Linked DNA regions of Homo sapiens: all the other regions are linked to region 1. A link is a loop called in an ENCODE intact Hi-C map of the cell type or tissue named here. Cell type or tissue: heart right ventricle. All regions are shown on one strand.

The links. Peaks named below come from ENCODE experiments on the same cell type or tissue, not always from the same donor. Only the 100,000 strongest peaks of a DNase experiment are listed, where the experiment ranks them.
Region 2: a loop joins it to region 1, with 11 times the contacts of the local background. A loop is called at or near these places in 29 of 110 quality-filtered maps.
Region 3: a loop joins it to region 1, with 5 times the contacts of the local background. A loop is called at or near these places in 2 of 110 quality-filtered maps.

Annotation. Positions count from the first base shown.
Region 1 is chrX:55,339,032-55,347,031 of GRCh38, forward strand. No RefSeq gene overlaps it. Among named protein-coding and RNA genes, the nearest start is that of PAGE3, 78 kb to the left of the region's middle. RefSeq lists an enhancer at 3,287-3,788. In heart right ventricle, a CTCF peak has its summit at 4,244 (motif pointing left); a DNase peak (open chromatin) is centred at 4,250; H3K27ac peaks cover 1,822 bases.
Region 2 is chrX:55,131,153-55,139,152 of GRCh38, forward strand. It overlaps the pseudogene LOC100421179. Among named protein-coding and RNA genes, the nearest start is that of VCF2, 26 kb to the right of the region's middle. In heart right ventricle, a CTCF peak has its summit at 4,210 (motif pointing right); a DNase peak (open chromatin) is centred at 4,209.
Region 3 is chrX:54,887,242-54,895,241 of GRCh38, forward strand. No RefSeq gene overlaps it. Among named protein-coding and RNA genes, the nearest start is that of TRO, 30 kb to the right of the region's middle. In heart right ventricle, a CTCF peak has its summit at 4,521 (motif pointing right); no DNase peak of the experiment used is centred here.

The DNA.
Region 1 (8,000 bases):
TGAAATTTACACTCAGTAATTTTGAAATGTAGAAAACTCCATTATTAGCTATATTAACCATGTTGTGCAATAAATCTCAAAAATATTCTTCCCATCTAACTGATAATTCATACCCTTTAAGCTATCTATGATTATCTCTTTTTTACACTTGAGGACATTAGGTATGTATGCATTTAGAGTTAACAAGCAAAGAGCAAATAAGGTGGCAGCCAGATGATTGATAAGAAGCTTGTTTTATGACAGTAGAGGCAAGCAAGAGAGTGGACAGGACCCAGAGGATCTTTAGGGGTGCAGCTTGTGCTACCATGATGCCTAGTAGAAGACACTGCAAAACCATCCAGGCAGTACAGCTAAGCTTTCCAACATGTTGCAAAGTTGAATAACAGGGTAATTGTGGAAGAATATATTTCCCCAAAATGATCATTTTGTCATTCTCACACAAAGAGGTGGAGTCTGTTTCCTCTCGTCTTGAACTTGGGTGGCTTGTGACCCCTCCAACTGAGAGAGCACCCAGGAGATGATGCTAAGTGAGTTCTTAAACTAGGTCATCAAAAAGGTACAGTTTCTTCTCGGTTCTTTCCCTCTTTTTCTTGGAATGCTCACCCTGAAAACCAGCCACCAAGTTACAGGGAAGCTCAGGCCACATGAAGAGAACATATGAGTGTTGCAATCAGCAGCCCTAGCACAGGTCTCAGGTGGCAGCCAATATTTACTAGCAGACATGTGATTGAGTGAGCCTTCAGATGATCCTAGCCTCCTGCCTTTAAGCAACCCCAGTGGAATCCAAGAGAAGCAGAGATTAGCTATTCCTAAAAAGCCCTACCCAAATTCCATATTTGACAGCATTGTCAGTGTTTTAATCCACTACATTTGGTGTGACGGTTAATACTGAGTGTGAACTTGATTGGATTGAAGGATGCAAAGTATTGTTCCTGTGTGTGTCTGTAAGGGTGTTGCCAAGGGAGATTAACATATGAGTTACTGCGAATGGACTGGGAAAGGCCGACCCACCCTCAATCTGGGTGGGCACAATTGAATCAGCTGCCAGCTTTGTCAGAATAAAAGCAGATAGAAGAACGTAAAAAGTCTAGACTGCTTTAGTCTTCTGGCCTACGTCTTTCTCCCATGCTGGATGCTTCCTGCCCTCGAAGATCAGACCCCAAGTTATTCAGCTTTGGGACTTGGACTGGCTTCTTTGCTCCTCAGCTAGCAGACGGCCTATTGTGGGACCTCACCTTGTGATCATGTGAGTCAATACTCCTTAATAAACTCCCATTTATATATACATCTATCCTATTAGTTCTGTCCCTCTAGAGAACGCTGACTAATACCTTTGGGATTATTTATTATGCAGCCATGTTAACTGCAACAGGAACTAATACTTGTGTTTATGTTCTTTACTGTAAATTTAGTTAATCTCTTCCATTTATTTCTACTCCTTAGCCCTTTCACCAGTCCTCTTCACTATTACATAAGCTGTGTTGGAAGTAGTTAAATTTGTTACTTAGTCCATAATTTGGAGAATAATAAAGTGGCCTAGGGCAACACTAGAAGTGGAATGGGCATCACCTGAATGTCTTGGATTAATAGCCATTTTTGCTGAAAAGGTGTGCCATGCTAAGTGGAAGTATTATTGATCTTGTGTATATGAGAAGGTGAGCAGATGCAGACTTCAGGCAGCCAAGCAGTGGACTGTAGTGGACATCTGTGGGGTTTGTTTGCCCAATATCTATACCCTTACCCCCTTCTTTAATGCAGTCTTAGTGGGACAGTCAATTGAAGTGCTAGAACTCCTCTGGCAAAAGGGAGGGCCAGTGACACAAGTGGGAACAAGTAGACTTTCTTCCTTGGAATTTGAATTTTCATTAAAGTAACTTGAGAACTGAAAATAGCTGTAGCTGATTCATGCCGTCAACCTAGATTTTGATTCTGTGAGCTCTCCCACAGCCTTGCATTATACTTCCTTTTGCTTTGGTTAGTCAGAATTAGTTTTTACTGTTTGAAATCAAAGGCCCTAGCTGAAGTCTTGTTTTAGAAAGACTGCTTATGTCATGGATGTGGAGGCTGAGAGGCTGGGCCCAAGACTGTGTATGAGGAGGCTGGTGCACCTAGTTGTACAAGTAAGGGAAGGCAAGACCTGAACTGGGGCAGTGGCTACCAGGGCAGAAGGAAGAGACTGAGTCAGTGAGGTAGAATCCAGAAGATAAGGGTGCTTACTGGAGGTGGGGGAGGGAATGAGGTGAGAAAGAGGGAGTTGTCCAGGGTGGTTTCCAGGCTACTTCCTGCTTGATGCAATGCGGTTGTCAGTCAACAGCACAAAAACCCATTAGGAAGGGGACGGGATTAGGGGCTCGTCAAGGGGAGAAACTGTGCTTAGATTATTTATAAGACATTCAAACAGAATAAGTCCAGAGGTGAGAAATCTGGGCTGACCACAGGAGCAGAGGACTCTCATTAGCATGTGAATAGAGACTGAGGCCTGAAAGTGGGCAAGATCATCTATGAGAGAGGAGAGGGTGAGAGAAAGGAACAGGACTTAAGACCAGTAGGAGAGGTTTCAAGATGATTGACTAGGGACATGCCAGTTCTCTTCAGAAAGAAGATCAAAGTTACTGTGAATGGACAACTTTTGAATGGAAAATGGAGGAAAGAGGGCCAGGACCTTTAGGAGTACCCACAGGAAGAAGCTGGAGCTCAGGAAAAGAAAGCAGCAAGAGCCTGGCTGAGATCCCTGAGGATCTCAGAGCCCTGTGGACAGGGTAAATGGGAGTGCTTCTCTGCTCCCCTCACCCGTCTGGCAATCTGCTGACTGTCAAAGCCCCTCTGCCCCAAAGCCCCACTGCTGGGTAGTGCCACTGCACCACCAGACCACCTGCAAACATACCCCATTACCCATGGTAAACCAACAAGTATCTGAGACAAGTCTCAATCAGCTTAGAAGTTTTATTTTGCCAAGGTTAAGGACCTGGGTGGGAGAGAGGTCTGTGTTTTTTTCCAAAGATGATTTTGAAGTCTTCAGTATTTAAAGGGGAAAAGCAAGCTGGAGGGGAAAAGGAGAGTATGGTAATTCACATGTTGCAAGAGAAAAGGAGCAGGTAGAGGAATAGTCAATTATGTATTAACCTTGAGCTCAGTAAATCAGCACTTTACATATGATAAGGTGAACACGGAGTATCCACCTTTTATCTGTAGCTATCTGCTTAGGAACAAAAGGAAAGCTAACTTCTTGCATGACTCAGCTTTCAGCTTATTTTTTTTTTCTTTTGGTGCAGTGAATCGGGGCCCCAAGTTTTTATTTTGCTTTCACATCATTCTGACTTTGACAAGCACCAGGAACCAGTAGTTCCCCAGGGACATGTGGCCCCTTGGAGATCTAATCCTTAACGCGGTCCGCCCCTAAGGGAGGGGGTCCCACTTGGGACAAAGGAAATGCGGACACAGCACAAACTGCTGAAGGGGGCAGCATGGACGCCCAGGAATGGGCCTGGAGAGAGTGTCATCTCCCACACACACCACCCCCACTGGCCAACACCCCTCCCCACCCGCCGCCAATAATGCCCACCACATCCCTCCTCCAGCACCCCTTCCTTCCCCCAAAAAAACCTCCCTCTGCTAACACCCCTCCCCCTCTCCCCCTACACCGTCTCTCTCTGCCAACATCCCTGCACCGCCGTCCCTACCCCCGTCCCAACACACAGTTCCCGAGTGAGTGGCGGTTCTTACAGGAGTCCCGGTGAGCATGCACTAAAAGAAAATGCTTTTTGTGTTTTTCCGGTGGCCCTACCCTAGCTGAAAGTGAGCCTGCGCCTGCTGAGGCTTTCTAGAAGGGCAGGGCCCAAGTTCCCACCCTACACAGAGCAGCAGCGTCCCGGCAACAACGGTCAGAGTGTAGAGTTGCCTGTCCTGGACTAGGGGAAGAGGCTCTGCCCCATCCCCATTCTAGTGGTAACCATTAGAGAGCAGGATCTAAGGCCAGAGCCGCACTATGGCAGGAACCAAAGGACAAAGCCTTTATAAATAGAAGGTCACGAGTCCTGCAACTGGGGCTTGATAGGGAAGTGGATAGTGTTTCTGCTGGCCCAGGAAAAGGAGTTGGTGCACATCTTCCCCCACATTCCTTCCCTGCCCCGCCACCATCCCGAGACTTTCAGCACACCCCAACACAATTTCTTTCTGCCATCCCTGTCAGGGCAGGTGCATCCACTGGGCACCATACTGGTTCTCACTCTTTCGCTCCCTCTACTGGACTGCATCCTGAACTGCACCACCAAACAAAACTACATGGCTACAATAAGCAGAATCTGAGAATGCTTCTCCCCAGAACCTAACCACAACAAACGAGCCCATACAGATCCTTGGCCCCATGAAAGCATCGGAAATGAAGCCAGTCAGTCTTACACAACATATACCAGTCATACCCTCAAGGGGAAAAAAAAGAATTAAAAAGCTAAAAGGCCCCATTCAAATGATAGGAAATTCAAAAATGAGAAGCAACAGCTCCCTCAAATGAGAAGGAATCAGAGCAAGGACTCCAACAGTAAAATATCCAGTTTGACACCTCCAAAGGCTCACACTGGCTCCCTAGCAACGGATCCTAACCAGAATGAAATGTCTGAAATGACAGATAAAGAATTCAAAATATGGATTGCGGATCCCGTTCCAAGATGGCTGAATAGGAACAGCTGCGGTCTGCAGCTCCCAGCGTGACCCACGCAGAAGATGGGTGATTTCTGCATTTCCAACTGACATACCTGGGTCATCTCACTGGGACTGGTTGGACAGTGGGTGGAGCCCATGGAGGGTGAGCCGAAGCAGGGCAGGGCATCACCTCACCCAGGAAGTGCAAGGGGTCGGGAGATTTCCCTTTCCTAGCCAAGGGAAGCTGTGACAGACTGTACCTGAAAAAACGGGACATTCCTGCCCAAATACTGCACTTTTTTAATGGTCTTAGCAACCAGCAGACGAGGAGATATTTTCCAGTGCCTGGCTCGGTGGGTCCCGTGCCCACGGAGCCTTGCTCACTGCTAGCACAGCAGTCTGAGATTGACCTGTGAGGCTGCAGACTGGTTGGGGGAGGGGCATCTGCCATTGCTGAGGCTTGAGTAGGTAAACAAAGCAGCAGGGAAACTCAAACTGGGCACTGCAGCTTAGCAAGGCCTACTGCCTCTATGGGTTCCACCTATGTGGGAAGGGCATAGCTGAACAAAAGGCAGCAGAAACTTCTGCAGACTTAAATGTCCCTGTCTGACAGCTCTGAAGAGAGCAGTGATTCTCTCAGCACAGCGTTGGAGCTCTGAGAACAGACAGACTGCCTCCTCAAGTGGGTCCCTGACCCCGTGTAGCCTAACTGGGAGACACCTCCCAGTAAGGGTCGACTGACACCTCATACAGGCAGGTGTCCCTCTGAGACAAAGCTTCCAGAGGAAAGATCAGGAAGCAATATTTGCTATTCTGCAATAGTTGCTGTTCTGCAGCCTCCGCTGGTGATACCCAGGCAAACAGGGTCTGGAATGGACCTCCAGGAAACTCCAACAGACCTTCAGCTGAGGGACCAGACTGTCAGAAGGAAAACTAACAAACAGAAAAGAATAGTATCAACATTAACAAAAAGGACATTTACACCAAAACCCCATCTGTAGGTCACCAATATCAAACAACAAAGGTAGATAAAACCACAGAGATGGGGAGAAACCAGAGCAGAAAAGCTGAAAATTCTAAAAACCAGAGCACCTCTTCTCCTCCAAAGGACTACAGCTCCTTGCCAGCAACGGCACAAAGCTGGATGGAGAATGACTTTGATGAGTTGACAGAAGTATGCTTTAGAAGGTCGGTAATAACAAACTTCTCCAAGCTAAAGGAGCATGCTCTAACCCATTGCAAGGAAGCTAAAATCCTTGAAAAAAGATTAGACAAATGGCTATAGAGAATAAATGGTGTAGAGAAGACCTTAAATGACCTGATGGAGCTGAAAACCACAGTATGAGAACTTCGTGACACATGCACAAGCTTCAATAGCCGATTCAATTAAGTGGAAGAAAGGGTATCAGTGATTGAAGATAAAATTAATGAAATAAAGCGAGAAGACAAGGTTAGAGAAAAAAGAGTAAAAAGAAACGAAAAAAGCCTCCAATAAATATGGGACTATGTGAAAAGACCAAATCTACATTTGGTCTAGCAGAAGGCAAGAAATAACTAAGATCAGAGCAGAACTGAAGGAAATAGAGACACAAAAAACCCTTCAAAAAATCAGTGAATCCAGGAGCTGGTTTTTTGAAAAGATCAACAAAATTGATAGACTGCTAGCAAGACTAATAGGAAAGAGAGAAGAATCAAATAGATGCAATAAAAAATGGTAAAGGGGATATCACCACCGATCCCACAGAAATACAAACTACCATTAAAGAATGCTATAAACACCTCTACGCAAATAAACTAGAAAATCTAGAAGAAATGGATAAATTCCTCGACACATACACCCTCCCAAAACTAAAGCAGGAAGACGTTGAATCACTGAATAGACCAATAACAGCTCTGAAATTGAGGCAATAATTAATAGTCTAGCAACCAAAAAAAGTCCAGGACCAGAAGGATTCACAGCCGAAATCTACCAGAGGTACAAGGAGGAACTGGTACCATTCCTTCTGAAACTATTCCAATCAATAGAAAAAGAGGGAATCCTTCTTAACTCATTTTAGGAGGCCAGCATCATCCTGATATCAAAGCCTGGCAGAGACACAACAAAAAAAGAGAATTTTAGACCAATATCCCTGACAAACATTGGTGTAAAAATCCTCAATAAAATACTGGCAAACCTAATCCAGCAGCACATCAAAAAGCTTATCCACCATGATCAAGTGGACTTCATCCCTGGGATGCAAGTCTGGTTCAACATACACAAATCAATAAATGTAATCCAGCATATAAACAGAACCAATGACAAAAACCACACGATTATCTCAATAGATGCAGAAAAGGCCTTTGACAAAATTCAACAGCCCTTCATGCTAAAAACTCTCAATAAATTAGGTATTGATGGGACTTATCTCAAAATAATAAGAGCTATCTATGGCAAACCCACAGCCAATATCATATCGAATAGGCAAAAACTGGAAGCATTCCCTTTGAAAACTGGCACAAGACAGGGATGCCCTCTCTCACCACTCTTATTCAACATAGTGTTGGAAGTTCTGGCCAGGGCAATCAGGCAGGAGAAGGAAATAAAGGGCATTCAATTAGGAAAAGAGGAAGTCAAATTGTCCCTGTTTGCAGATGACATGATTGTATATCTAGAAAACCCCATCGTCTCAGCCCAAAATGTCCTTAAGCTGATAGGCAACTTCAGCAAAGTCTCAGGATACACAATCAATGTGCAAAAATCACAAGCATTCTTATACACCAATAACAGAGAAACAGAGAGCCAAATCATGAGTGAACTCCCATTCACAATTGCTTCAAAGAGAATAAAATACCTAGGAATCCAACTTACAAGGGATGTGAAGGACCTCTTCAAGGAGAAGTACAAACCACTGCTCAAGGAAATAAAAGAGGATACAAACAAATGGAAGAACATTCCATGCTCATGGATAGGAAGAATCAATATCATGAAAATGGCCATACTGCCCAACGTAATTTATAGATTCAATGCCATCCCCATCAAGCTACCAATGACTTTCTTCACAGAATTGGAAAAAACTACTTTAAAGTTCACGTGGAACCAAAAAAGAGCCCGCATTGCCAATTCAATCCTAAGCCAAAAGAACAAAGCTGGAGGCATCATGCTACCTGACTTCAAACTATACACAAGGCTACAGTAACCAAAACAGCATGGTACTGGTACCAAAACAGAGATACAGACCAACGGAACAGAACGGAACCCTCAAATAATGCCACATATCTACAACCATCTGATCTTTGACAAACCTGACAAAAACAAGCAATGGGGAAAGGATTCCCTATTTAATAAATGGTGCTGGGAAAACTGGCTAGCAATATGTAGACAG
Region 2 (8,000 bases), 210 kb before region 1:
TGGTAGTTACCAAAGGCTGGTGGGTTGGAGAAATAGGGCCACAATAGTCAAAGGGTACAAAGCCTCAATTAGACAGGAGGAATAAGCTTGATTTTAGATCAATTGCACAGTATGTCGAATATAACTAATGATTATGTCGAATATAACTAATGATTGCATTCTGTACTTTTTAATATCACTAAGAGTAAATTTCTAATTTTGTTTGAACAACAAAAATGTTAAATATTTGAGGTGATGGTTATATTAACTAGCTTAATGTAATGCAGAAAGGTAGAACCTGAAATCCAGAGAAATAAGTTATTTCAGTAGGTTGTTTTTTTATGTAGGACACCTGGAGAAGAAAAAGGCATGGCCAGCTCCTTTATTCAGATAGATCAGTCTGTGAAACTTCTTGCAGTTTTCCAATCATAGTTGAGTTCAATTCAACTTGCACTAACACTCCACCAAAAGTCTCAGCCCTGCTTCGTGGCCCTGCTGTCATCTTCCCTCCTGGCCCTGAGTATTTCTTTGGTTTTTGTTCAGGATATGACATTCTGGACATTGGTAAGTGCCATTTGATTTGAGCTCTTATCTATTACTTATCAATATACACTCTCAGAAATGGCCCCTAGATTCCTGCATAATGATCAGAACTGTCTCTCTCTCTCTCTCTCATTAATGCTGCCTCTTTCTCTCACACACACACGCGCACACACACGCACTCACACACACACGCACACTCACACACACATACACAATGTAGTAATGGGCTTGTCAGGCCCTTTCTCTGGTTGGTTTCCCCAATATTTTTGTCCCTTCAGTCCCTGAGATTGGTTCCATTATTCAGCACAGGTGTTCAGGAGACAGAGACATGTGGTAGCCATGTTTTCAAACATGTCCAACATAGGTGAATGAATATACTTTAGGCTTCCAATATGGTATGTTCTCATATGCCAAGGATAGATGGAAATGAGGCCACTCTCCAGGGGACAGAACAAGTCTAGTGCGAGCTTTCTGCATAAGGACCTTGCAGCCGTTCTGGGACACTGTTAAGCATAGAGATGGCCAACAGGATAATCTTCTCACAACACCACAGCTTGGTGTTTCCTGCTCTTTTGACAGACTTTCAGATGGAAACCAAATAACTTGATTGGAAAAATCTATTTCAAGAAAGAAGAGCCACCTCATATGGGCATTTTCTCCCATATAGGAAGAGCTGCCTTGGGACAAGGATGAAGAACTAGAAATTATCCCAGCAACCACACATCCTGCTAGTGACCCTATGGGTCAGAGCATCTTGCAAGAACCTACATGGAGGACTCCAGTGGGAGATTCTAGTGGTCTTACTTGGCTCCCACACAAAGAAGTATCTTGGTTGGGACTCCTATGCCTATCACAGATGGAGAGAGTCCAAGGCATGGGTTGCATTTTTATATATTTAGAACATTAGCCACATGCCCAAGATTTCCACAGAGTGGAAATTGACCATCTGTCTTTTCAGAAGGGAAACACAGACCAAGACAGTTTTGTGCCCAGTAATACTGGAACCTCAGGCTCCTTTGTATCAGACCCACAGGCTCTGCTTGTGAGCAACAGCTTTATTACAGGTCTTCTTGATCCTCATGCCCCAGTGGGCACCCAGCACAATCTTTATGAGAGAGAAATGGAGAGCTTCATTTTTACCATGGCATACATGACCTCGCAAATTAAGTATACTTGGTTTTGTTTTTAGCAAAATGAAGTCCCATGGGTCTCTAACATGGTCCAGACAAATCAGAAGGCAGGTAATTGGTAACATGACCTCGCAAATTAAGTATACTTGGTTTTGATTTTAGCAAAATGAAGTCCCATGGGTCTCTAACATGGTCCAGACAAATCAGAAGGCAGGTAATTGGGTGTTGAATAAATACTTACAGACAAATCATATGAAGGAATGGATGGAGACACGGTTTTACAACAGAGAGGGAGGTTTAACCAAGATATGAAGATTTGACATAAAAAAAACTGTACAACTTCAAACAAGGGTTTAGATGTTGTACTTCCTGTTCCAGGATGCATGTGAGTTGAGAAGCATCACTTAAGTGGATATATAGTACTTAAATCATTTGGGGATTTTGTAGTGTTTGGTATTGGCAGTGGGGAGAACTCCATGCTCCAGCATCCAGAAAGATGCATGAAAACATGGTTGTATATGACAGCTTTTCTTGACGAGGTAGGTCGTGGTGAAAACATGTCACAGAATCTCCAAAGTAGGTGACTGGGCTCAGAAGAGACAACAGAGGACCAGTTTTGAAATTAGGAGGAAGGTCCCTTCAGGGGATCCCTTGCCCTGCCTCACAGGATGATATTGGAGCTTTTAATAGGGTGTGCACTTTGGTTTAGTTCATGGCCTATAGACACTCTCCAAACATTTCTTGGATAGGTATGTGGATGGAATCATAGTTTCATGCATCCATAGACAGAGAGATGGACAGACAAATGAATGGATGGATTGAGGCAAGATTATGCAGTGTCAGTGGTGTCACATTTATGGTATAAAAGTCTTTGTGCAATTTGCAAAATAAAGGGAAGCCTGATATCTTTCAGTTCATGTTTTGATGTAAGTGTTTCTGGAAGAAAGAGGGTAATGGGAAATACAGCTGAAGGGGTTCACTGGGGCCAGGAAAGCCTTGACCACCAAGTAAGATATAAAGTAGTGGGGCCCTTTTAGAACTGACCAAAAATATGACCCAAAAGGCATCTGCATCAGGTTAATCTGGCAGCAAAGAAAGGAAAGACAAGAGGAGACAGAGAAAGAAAACCACCCCTAGAATATTATTGGATTAATCTAAACGTGAGATGATTGTGATCTAAATTTGAGACCTGGAAGTAGTAACTGAAAAATTATAGGGAAGAGACATCCAAGGAACAATTGGAAGGTCAAGGAGGGCCTAGAATATCTAGGGACATGGTAGTGGGATGCATTGAGATATGAAGGAATGTAAGCACATTTTGGGTAGTCTTGATGAATTTTGATTTAGTTATACTGATAATGAGTTGACAGAGAAACTTACTGGAGCAAATGTTCAGCATGGAGAAGGGAATGCATATCTGGAATTTAAGGCAGTGGTGAGGACAACAATAGACATCTAGTAGTCATGTGCTTAGAAGTAATGTTTGAGGAAAGAGAATCCTGAGGCAGAGAGGATAGACTAAAATGAGTAGAGGCTTAAGTACTGAATTCAAGAAATATTTGATAGGGTGTGTGTCTTAGTTTGGCTGCCTGCTATAACAAAGTACCATAGGCTGGTGGCTTATAAACAATAGAAACATATTTCTCACAGTTCTGGAGGCTGTAAGTCTGAGATCAGGGTTCTATGAGGCCCCCCTTAGACTTGCAGACTGCTGGCTTCTTGCTGTACTCCTAGGTGGTGGATAGCTCTCTGACTTCTTATAAGGGCTTTAATTTTGTTCATGAGGGCTCTACTCTCATGACCTAAGCACTTCCTAAAGGCCCCACCTCCTAATACCATCACATTGGGATCAGAGTTTCAATACATGAATTTTGAGGGGACACAAACATTCAGCCCATTGCAGTGGGGGTGTGGCAAAGAGGAACAGCTTGGAAAGAATTCCATTGTGCACTCAAAGAGACAAGAGAAAAAGTAGTAAGGCAGAAGATCAGAGAAGGGAAGGGAAGGAGAAAGCTTCCAGGAGTGGTGGTGAATAGGGCTCCATGCTGTTGAGAACTGAAAGAAAAAAAACTGAGAAAAGGCATCTACCATATTTGTTAACTAGCATGTGAGATGACAAAATTAAGCTTGCTTCTCCATGGGAGTGAAGGAAGGTGCTATCAAGCTGTAGAAAATAAATAGTGGAATTTTATAGCACTGCTGGTCAGCTCTCATTCAATCATACTGACCTTCCACACTGAGAATTAGGAAACTTAATGCAAAGTCATCACACAAAAATAGCTCCAAATTGCTCGCCAAAGATGCAGAGAAATGGCATTGCTTTTCTTTCTTCTGACATCATTCTTTGCCCTTCCATACAGCCATGAAACAAGTTCCATAGCATAGCTGGGCCACCAGATCAAGTTACAATCAGGAATTCTTGAAAACAATCTGAAACTGGATGGTTTCTTCTCATTATCTCCATACCTGTTGTGCTGCCAACTTTCACAGCCTGCTCTTTCTATGTTCTAGTTCATTATGATCCTTTCCTTTCCACTCGCATTCCATATGCTCATCCAGCAGGTGGCAGGAGCCATCCACTTTCAGGAGTGGGTGTAGCTTAAAGATTTCTGATGACAGTCACTCTTTAGCACAATAGTTCTGTGGTATGTGTCTTTTCTGACATACCAAGGTCTTTCTCCCATGACCTTCATCATACCCTACCCTACCATTGTCATCCAGCACATCCTTTTATTGGTCCTCTATAGGGGAGCAATTTTGAATGAAAGCAAGTTACTTCTCAAATGCTGAGCCATGTCTCTGACCAAGTTGCAGTTCAGGCCCTATCTTCTATCATGCTGATAGAAGAGAGTCCTCCTTGCTAAGTCATATCAGACTTACCGTTGGCCAGAAAAGCAGTCATTCAATTAATTCCCAACCAGCCCCATAATGAGTCTGGCCTGCCTTCAGACTTAGCTCCTTAAACATGGGACAGGAAAGGGTAAACTGAAGGGGAACGAAGGATCCAGAGCACTTTCTGTTTTTAGCTTACCTAGGGAAATTGTTAGATGAAGATAATTTCCTCCTATAGGCTTAGGTATCAAGACTCAGCTTTGTTCACTAGATTAATTGGTGGCCACCACTTTGAATCAACCTCTTTTCAACACTTTGCCAAAAGGCCTGCTTCCAGATCCATCCCTGTTGTGAGTTGCTCTGATCCATTCTGGAGGCCATCCTACGGGTGGGAGCCCTAACTCACCTTTCTTTTCTGGTTCATTCAATCGGTATTTATTGTGTGTTCTGGAAATATAGCAATGAACCAGACACATATGGATCCTTTTTCACAGAGGTTTTAGTCTGGAGGGGAGGCAGATGTTTCACTCATAAATAAGTATCTATATCAATATTGGTGATTGCCATAAAACAAAATTATAATCTGCCTTAGAAACATATAACAGAGAGACATCACCAAGCCTAGATGGTCCGAGAAGGCTTTCCTGTGGAAGTGACATTTGAACTTCAACTTGAAGGATGAATAGGAGTTATACAGGTGAATAAGACAAGGGAGGAAATTCCAGGCAAAAGGAAGGGCGTGTTTAAAGGCCTGAGTCAAGAAAGATGTTGGTATATTTGAGGATGTGAAAGAGTCAATGAGGTTGAGAATTGTGCATTGAGAGAAATAGTGACATGAGATGAGCCTGGAGAAATAGAGATTGAACTTGGCTATATCAAGCAAAGCTTTGTGGGCTAGAGTAAGGGTCTTGCACACTGTCCTAAAAGGAATGGGTAGCCTTCCCTAGTCATCCAGGCCCTTAGAGATCCCTCACTATATATGCCCAGACATCTTATTCTTGTATTTTGCAGCATCTATCACAATTAAACAAATATTTTCACAGTTGTCCTTAATTACACAGTCCATTGTAGGGTTTGGAGAAGGAGAGTAACATAATAAAAACTACAATTTTAACTCAAATTTTAATTTAAAAGTCAAAGTTTAATTTTACATTCATGTGATAGTGGATCACAGTGGGGCTGCAGTAGATGTTGGGAGGTCACAACAAAGCTCTCACCTTAATCCACGTGAGAAATGATCATGGATTGGATTATTGTTAGCAGTGAAGAAGATGAAGCTAACTGAACCACTTTTAGGTTTAGTTCTGAGGAGAGGATTTAGTGATGGCTGTGGAGGGTGTGGGAAAGAGGTGCCAGAGTTAATGAGGAAACTGTATAGTCAGAAGGATAAGATGATAAGATTACATGTGAAAATGTCAAGTTTGAGAGGACTGAGACCCTCAAATAGAGAAGAGGAACGGGCTAGGGGATTTTATGGGTCTGGAAGAGAGAGGTGAGAGCTCAGGCTTGGCAATACACATTTGGATTCTCTCAGTATAGGAATATTACTTGGGGCCGTGAAACTGAATGACATCCCTGATGAGAAGAAAAGAGGACCAAGGACTGTGCCCTGGAGAACTCCAAAATTCAAAGATCAGATGGAGGATTTGGCTATATTGACTGAGAAGAAAAAGGAATTGGCAAGAGGAAAACAAATAGAATGGGATGACAAAGCCATGTAATCATTTAGTGAGAGAGATGCAGTGAGCATAGTCTAATTCCAGGCTTCTTTTGCCCTTAAACTAGGATGCCACATTCCGATATCTGTTTCCTCAATACCCTTACTTATAACAATATGCCCCTCTCTCAAAAGCTGAATATTGACAAAGTTGTCATTGTGTTAGATAATAGAAGTGCCAGGGATCTTAAAAGAGTCTCTGTGTTACACAACTCCAGAAGGCACCGTTCACATAGAATGCAATGTGAATGGGGCTTCCTAGGGCCTTAAGGCCCAGTGCAGCTCCATTCTTGAGGTGTTGTTTGTCCTCAGCAAATTTGTTTACTCCAAGAGCTGTGTTCTGGAAAAATCAGTCTTAGAAATTAACCTGAATCTATACTCTTGAGCTGAAAGAGAATAGGGCTCACTTAGTTGTTTGGGAATAAGCCCACATCCATTACTATTGGCCTCTTTTTTCTCTACCAAAACCATTCTATCCTTCTCAGTGTGGAATGGGGGAATTCTGGCTGCTAGGAAAAAGATTGACTTGAGATATCCTTGAAAGAATTATCTGAGAATATTCCTCTCATACTCTTTCAGGTTCTGACGAAAGGACGCCAAGACTCATTCTCCAGTAGCTCTATTCAAAGAGCTCCAGGTTTTATCTTTGCAGGTTCTTGACATCAGGGCCAGCAATTCTACTTCAAATAAACAGATCCAAATAAGCAGGTGAAGCATATCTTTCTTCCTCCAGTTTGAGAATCCTCAAGACCTGCCTTCTAATGCTACCTGGGCCAATACGACAAGGCAGGGTCTATTTGCCAATAGTGGCCTCTCCACTAATGCTCAGCTGTTAGTCCTTGTGAGCAGAGCTTCCCTTCAACCCTAGATTTTAAGTTGAAGGTTAAACTGGATAACTTTCTGGCTTACTTTCCCTCTGATGACTCCTCCCAACCCAAGAAGGTCCTCACTATGCAGGTTAAAAACTCTGCCATTGACAGATTTATAGAGACTGGGACTGTGCAGGAAATGCTGCTCCAGAATCACTCCCTAGCATTCATCAAGCACATCTTGTACTGCAGGTGGGCAGAGCTGCAAAGCATTGAAGAGATTATGCAAGGATGACAAGATGTCCACAACCATATTTAAGTACACATAGTTCTATCCATGGTCAGATGCTGTCAATCACTGGGGAAACAGTGTTCCCATCTGAAACGGTTTGGCTGTGTCCCCACCCAAATCTCATCTTGAATTGTAATCCTCATAATCCCCATGTTAAGGGAGGGACCCAGTGGGAGGTGATTTGATCATGGGAGTGGTCCCCCCATGATGTTCTCATAATAGTGAGTGGGTTCTCACGAGATCTGATGGTTTTATAAGTGTTTGACATTTCCTCCTTCACACACTCACACTCTCCTGTTGCCTTATGAAGAAGATGCCTGCTTCCTCTTCTGTCACGACTGTAAGTTCCATGAGGCCTACTCAGCCATGTGGAACTGTGAGTCAATTAAACCTCTTTCCTTTATAAATTACCCAGTCTCAGGTACTTCTTTATAGCAGTGTGAGAATGGACTAAAAGAGGAATTGGTACTGCGGAGAGTGGGGCCCTGTTATCAAGATACCTGAAAATGTGGAAGCAACTTTGGAACTGCATAACAGGCAGAGGCTGGAACAGTTTGGAGGGCTCAGAGAGAAGACAGAAAGATGTGGGAAAGTTTGGAACTTCCTAGAGACTTGTTGAATGCTTTTGACCAAAATTCTCATAATGATTTGGACAATGAAGTCCAGGCTGAAGTAGTCTCAGATGGAGATGAGGAACT
Region 3 (8,000 bases), 450 kb before region 1:
CTGGGCCCTGGGTTGCATGGGCAGTGAGGCAGGGTGAGATTGTGAGTGAGGGTCAGACTTCCAGGGCCTGAGAGCTGAGGCCTGGAATGGGTCTGTCAGGCTGGGTTTGATGAAGGAGGCAGACAGGAACTGGATGTTGGATTTGGAGAGGAGTGTGGGGTAGGTGGAAGGGTATTGTAGGCAGGAGCAGCAGGTGGTGGTAGGAGTTAGACTTCTCACCTTCCCCGGATAGCACCCCATTTGCTGCCCTTTCCTTGGCTTTTCTGTCTGGTAATCCCTCTGTGCTTCCTCACCCCACCTCTACAGGTGAGAATGGCTCACTCTCACCCACCAGAATTAAGAAGGAAGAAGCTTGTATACCTATCATCTGCTACTCATCACTGTGAGGCCAGTCTGCCTTTTCCAGTTCAGTCATCATGGAAGACTTCATGGTCAAACACCATGTGGCCATAAAGGACATCACTGGAGACGTGAAGTTGAGGTGCTCTAGAGAAGTAGAAAACGCATGGACTATGTAGTTGACAGTTATTCTTGTACTTCCTAGCTATATAAACTGTAAACAAGTTCCCGAATACCTTAAGATATCTAGATATTCTATTCACAAGTAACTGGTACAGAAAACATGAAAAGAAAACAAATATAGCCATATTAGAATTAAAAAAGATTAAATTTAAACTTAAATTCACTAAATAGGATAAGGAGGGTCATCAATAATAATACAGCATATTTTATGAAGTAGTCATAAACAATATAAGAGCTGAATACCTACCACCAAAGCTACCAGAATGCTAAATAGAAACATACTATATAAGTGGGGCCAATGTGGCTGACTAGAAGCAGTGGAGATGGGAGGCTCACATCAAAAAGAAACATAGCAGCATGTGAATCATGCACTGGCAACTGAGGTATCCAGGTTCTGTCATCAGAACTGACTAGGTGGCTGGTGTGACCCATGGAGAGGAAGGAAGAGCAGTGTGGTGCAGCAGCCCACCTGAGAGCCACACAGGGCAGGGGAGCCCCCAGGGGAGCCCCCATCCCCTGGCCAAGGGAGGTGCCTCCTTGAGTGACATCTCCAGATGTGGGAGTGAACCAGATGAATAGGGCCTGAAAAGAACCCCAAGCAAACCACAGCAGACCTATAGAAAGGGACCTGGCCATTGAAAGAAAAACAAACAGAAAGGAACAACTACAGCATCAACAAAAAAAGTCCCCACAAAAATCTCACCCAAGGGTCAGCAGCCTCAAAGATCGAAACTAGACAAACTCATGAAGATGGGAAAGAATCAACAAAACAAACACTGAAAACCCAAAACGCCAAAGGCCTTTTCTCCTCCAAATGATTGCAGCACCTCTCCAGCAAGGGTGCAGAACTGGATAGAGGATGAAATGGATGAATTGACAGAAGTAGGTTTCAGATGGTAGGTAATAACACACTCCGCTGAGCTAAAGAAGCATGTTCTAACCCAATGCAAAGAAGGTAAGAACCTTGATAAAGTAGCAGTTACAGGAACTGCTACTAGAATAAACAGTTCAAAGAGAAACATAAATGACCTGATGGAGCTGAAAAATGCAGCACAGGAACTTCGTGAAGCATACACAAGTATCAATAGCTGAATTGATCAAGCAGAAGAAAGGATATCAGAGTTTGAAGCCCATCTTGCTGAAATGAGGCATGGAGACCAGATTTGAGAAAAAATAATGAAAGGGAATGAACAAAACCTCTGAGAAATATGGGACTATGTAAAAAGACCGAACCTACAATTGATTGGAGTACCTGAAAAGGATGGAGAGAATGGAACCAAGTTGGAAAACATACTTCAGGATTTTATCCAGGAGAACTTCCCAAACCTGGCAAGATAGGCCAACATTCAAATTCAGGAAATACAGAGAACACCACTAAGATACTCCATGAGAAGACCAACCCCAAGACAGATAATAATCAATTCTCCAAGGTTGAAATGAAGGAAAAAATATTAAGGGCAGCCAGAGAGAAAGTCCAGGTCACTTACAAAGGGAAGCTGATCAGACTAACAGCAGACCTCTCAGCAGAAACCCTGCAAGCCAGAAGAGAGGGGTGGGCAATATTCAATATTCTTAAAGAAAAGAATTTTCAACCCAGAATTTCATATCCAGCCAAACTAAGCTTCATAAGTGAAGGAGAAATAGGATCCCTTTCAGACAAGCAAATACTGAGGGATTTCATCACCACCAGGCCTGCCTTGCAAGAGCACTAAATATGGAAAGGAAAAACCAGTACCAGCCACTGCGAAAAAACACCAAAATATACACTTGATCTTAGCCAAAAGGCTGAGAAGCAATAAACACACCAAAATATAAAGACCAACGACACTATGAAGAAACTGCATCAATTAGTGTGCAAAATAACCATATAGCATCAAGATGACAGGATCAAACTCACACATAACAATATTAACCTTAAATTTACATGAGCTAAAAGCCCCAATTAAAAGACACAGATTGGCAAATTGGATAAAGAGTCAAGACCCATCAATGTGCTGTATTCAGGAGATGTGCAAAGACACACATAGGCTCAAAATAAAGGAATGGAGGAAAATTTACCAAGCAAATGGAAATAAAAAAAAAGCAGGGGTTGCAATCCTAGTCTCTGATAAAACAAACTTGAAACCAACAAAGATAAAAAAAGAGAAGGGCATTACATAATGGTAAAGGGGTCAATTCAACAAAAAAAGCTAATTATCCTAAATATATATCCACCCAATACAGGAGCACCAAGATTAATAAAACAAGTTCTTAGAGATCTACAAAGAGACTTAGACTCACACACAATAATAGTGGGAGACTAACACCCCACTGTCAATATTAGACAGATCAACAAGACAGAAAATTAACAAAGATATCCAGGACATGAACTCAGCTCTGAATCAAGTGGACCTAATAGATATCTACAGAATTCTCCACCCCAAATTAACAGAATATACATTCTTTTCAGTGCCACATGGCACTTATTCTAAAATCAACCACATAATTGAAAGAAAAACACTCCTCAACAATTGCAAAAGAACTGAAATAATAACACACTGTCTCTCAGACCACAGTGCAATCAAATTAGAACTCAGATTAAGAAATTCACTCAAAACCGCACAACTACATGAAAATTGAACAACCTGCTTCTGAATGACTCCTGGGTAAATAATGAAATTAATGCAGAAATAACGAAGTTCTTTGAAACCATTGAGAACAAAGAGACAACATACCAGAATCTGTGGGATGAAGCTAAAGCAGTGTTAAGAGGGAAATTTAAAGCACTAAATGCCCACATCAGAAAGCTCGAAAGATCTCAAATCAAAATCCTAACATCACAACTAAAAGAACTAGAGGAGCAAGAGCAAACAAATCCAAAGCTAGCAGAAGACAAGAAATAACTAAGATCAGAGCAGAACTGAAGGAGAGAGAGACATGAAAAACCCTTCAAAAAATCAATGGCTTGGAACCAACCCAAATGCCCATCAATGATAGACTGTATAAAGAAAATGTGCCACATATACACCATGGAATACTATGCAGCCATAAAAAGAAATGAGATTATGTCCTTTGCAGGGACATGGATGAAGCTGGAAGCCGTCATTCTCAGCAAACCAACACAGGAAGAGAAAACCAAATTCCTTATGTTCTCTCTCATAAATGGGAGTTGAACAATGAGAACACATGGACTCAGGAAGGGGAACAACACTCACCAGGGCCTATTGGTGGGTGGGAGGCGAGGGGAGGGAACCTCGATGACTGGTTAATAGGTGCAGGAAACCATCATGGCACACGTATACCTATGTAACAAACCTGCAGGTTCTGCACATGTATCCCGGCACTTAAAGTTAAAAAAAAAAAAGAAAGGAATACTAACAATTTTAATTCTTATTTCAAAATAGAGCATGTCTAGTAAAAAAATTATTAATGACATAAAATAATTGACTAAAACATTTACAAATTGAGTATATATGTGTGTATAGGTAAATCTACACACACATATGTAAATATATACACACATTTTTTCCATAGATCCATAAAACATGCCATAGAGCAATCATTGAGCTTTCATAATCTGTGTCTGCCTTTTGCTTTGTAGTTTGGAGACCCTAAGATTAGTCACACGTAGATTCATATGTTTGATCAGCTAAGTTTTTGAGAAGGGACGTATGTGAAAAAAAATCAGTAGTAAATTGGTCTAGGTAACACGTAGACATCTGTACGTGGATTATTGGAACTTAAGCTTATTGGAACACAAAGAAAGAAGAGGTTATTTCTACTTGTGTTGAGAAAGATGGAGAGACAGAAAAGGCTTCATAGAGAAATGGTTACTTGGGTTGAGATAACACACAAATGAGACCTAATATCCATTAAATCGACAAGGTTCAGGGAAGGATGGTTCTGGTTAGAAGAGATGGCATGTGTAGAAGTATACAACATACATAGGGACATGATACAGCATGGCATAGAGGGAGAAAGCATTTCTTCACTCCAAACTAATGAGAGCCTCCCCTTTAGAGTATACTGCCACGAGGTGGCAGTAGGAGTCTTATTCTTGTGTTCTGAGGCATTGGTATGGCTGGTTAACTAGCCAACAGCTAAATCAGGAACGCAATCCCATTCACAATTACCATACACAAAAAATAAAATTCTTAGAAATACAGCTAACCAGGGATGTGAAAAGTCTCTAAAATGAGAATTACAAAGCATTCTTCAAAGAAATTAGAGATGACACAAACAAATGGAAAAACATTCTGTGCTCATGGATAGGAATAATCAATATTAAAATGGACTTATCGCCCAAAGCAATTTACAAATTCAATGCTATTCCTGTCAAATTACCAACGACATTCTTCACAGAACCAAAAAAAACTATTTTAAAATTGATATGGAACCAAATAGATCCTGAATAGCTACGACAATCCTAAGCAAAAAGAACAAAGCAGGAGGCTTCAAACTATACTACAGGGCTACAATAACCAAAACAGCATGGTACTGGTACAAAAATAGACACATAGACCAATGGAACAGAAGAGAGCCCAGAAATAATGCCACATACTCACAACCACCTGATCTTTGACAAAGCTGACAAAAACAAGTAAGGGGGGAAAAAAAACTCCGTATTCAATAACTGGTGCTGGGATAACCATTCTGGACATAGGAACAGGCAAAGATTTCATAATGAAGATGCCAAAAGCAATTGCAACAAAAGCAAAAGTTGACAATGGCATCTAATTAAACCAAAGACCTCTGCACAGCAAAAGAAATTATCAACAGAGTAAACAGACAACCTACAAAATGGTAGTAAATTTTTGCAAACTATGCATCTGACAAAGATCTAATATTTAGCATCCATAAGGAACTTAAATTTATAAGAAAAAAAAATCAACCCCATTAAAAAGTAGACAAAGTACATGAACAGACACTTCTGAAAAGAAGACATGCATGTGGACAACAAGCATATGAAAAAAAGCTCAACATCATTGATCATTAGAGAAATGCAATTCAAAACCACAAGAGATACCATCTTACACCAGTCAGAATGGCTATTATTAAAAAGTGAAAAAAAAAATAACAGGTGCTGGCAAGGTTGTGGGGAAAAAGGAATGCCTATACATTGTTGGTGGTAAATTAGTTCAACCATTGTGGAAAGCAGTGTGGTGATTCCTCAAAGAGCTAAAAAACAAAACAAAACAAAACAAACAAAAGAACAAAACAAAACAAAAAAACCACCATTTGACCCAGCAATTCCATTACCAGGTATATACCCAAAGGAATATAAACCATTCTACCACAAAGGCCTATGCATGTGTATCTTCATTGCACCACTATTCACAATAGCAAAGACAGGGAATCAACCTAAATGCCCATCAGTGGTAGACTGGATAAAGAAAATGTGTTACATATATGCTATGGAATACTGCACAGCCAGAAAAAAGAACAAGACCATGTCCTTTGTAGGAACATGGATGGACCTGGAGGCCATTATCCTTAGCAAACTAACACAGAAACAGAAAACCAAATACCGTATGTTCTCACTTATAAGTGGGAGCTAAATAATGAGAACATATGGATACAAAGAGGGGAATAACAGATACTGGGGTCTAATTGAGGGTGGAGGTTGGGAGGAGGGAGAGAAACAGAAAAAAACAACTATTGGGTTCTAGGCTTAGTACCTGGGTGATGAACTAATCTGTACAACAAACCCCGTGACGTGAGTTTACCTATATAACAAACTTGCATATGTACCCGTGAACCTAAAATAAAAGTTAAAAATGAAATATGTTGGCTTTTCTACTTATAACTATTTCTAAGCCTACCTACATAAATATTTGCTCAAAATAAAGCCCACCAACTTAAGAATGTAAGAAATGTTACTTTCTTTGCTTTCTTTAACACTGATCTTCCCTTTTACCATCTCTACTGAACTGGATGGTAGAAACTTATAAAATTTTAGCTATTTATAGACCCCTTCTCCTGTGACCCTCTACTTTTCACCAGGATTGTATTTAACTTCTGGAGAGAAGTTTCTGGCTTCAAGATGGCTGACTAGAGGCATCTGGTACTCACCTCCTTCTAAACTAAAGTTCTTTTTTAGTTTAGAATAATTAAAACAATGAGTAGATAATCACATTTGGAGCAGATCATCTAAGAGAGAACACTGGAATTCAGCAAAGAAATGACAGGAAACACCTAAAAGAAGGAAGGAGCGGGAAGCAAGGCAGGCTGCTTGGCTAGGATCAGCTGGGAGCACAGAGAGTCTTCCTAATGTGGGGAAAGGGTAAGTGAGACATCCCCAGTGGTCCACATTCCCACCGTAGACACCTGCAATCCTAGCCATAGGAGAGCCCCTCGGCCCTCATGGACCCTGAGACTAACATAGGGAGCTATCTGGAGACTGTGTGATGGCATTGCTTCAGAGAGGGAGCTCACACTGGGTCCTACACAGCCCCCTGAGTCCTAAGCAGCTAAACAAAGGTGCCATTTTGAGAGCCCAGCCCCCACCAGACTGCATCCTGCCCTGGGGCCCAATAGCCCCTGTATCTCCACATTCCTAGAACCTCACTGACATCCCCCATCCATGGCCACCACTGCTGCTGGCTGCTGCCACTAGGGCTGATGCATGAGCCACTGGTAGCAAGCCTGCCTCACAGCAATGGGGCTGCCATGCATTTACAAGCACCCTAAGGACAGGCTGCCCGACCATAGCCACCACCTGGGGCTGAAACACACACACTTCCCAGCCACCTGCCTGTAACTGCTGCCACTGAAAGCAACCCCACCCTCCCTAAGAGCAGGACCAAAGTATAGCCACTGTTTCCCTCACCAGAATATTCTGCTGGGGGGCTGGGTGTCACCCTGCCCATGCCTAACACAAGCACTGCTTGCATGCACTACGGAGGGGCCTGAGGATCGTACCACCCAGCCTGGCTCTACCCTCTCAGTGCCTAAGCATGCTATCTGGAAGTCTGGGGACTGCCCTGGCCCATCCACTACCAATGATACCTGAGAAATCCTCCCAGAATCCAGAGGATATGCCCATCCAACTTGCTATTACCACCACAGTTGGCATGCACCACCTGTGGTCCTGGTGACTGGCTTGCCCAGCCTGTTGCAGCCACTGCCAACACCAGTGCCTACTACTTGGGAGCCAGAGAGTTGTACTGCCAATGCTACTGCCATCGCACGTGCCACACCTGCTGCTCAGGTACCTGAGGACCTGCCCATCTGCCTGGATCACCACTGCCACTGCCAGCACCTAAACAAGTGACCTGGAGGCCCAAGAATCAGTTTGCCTGGACCTGCTAACACCAGGGCTAATATATGCCATACTGAGCCAAAGGACAGGCATACTCAGCCAGTTGCTGCCAACAGTGGGACCTGTGGACTGGCCCACCTGGCACACCATCTCCAGCAAAACTTCATCACAGCCTCCAGAAACAGCTGCACCCTAAGCCACTGAATAAATCACAGACAACACTGATGCTGTTTATAAT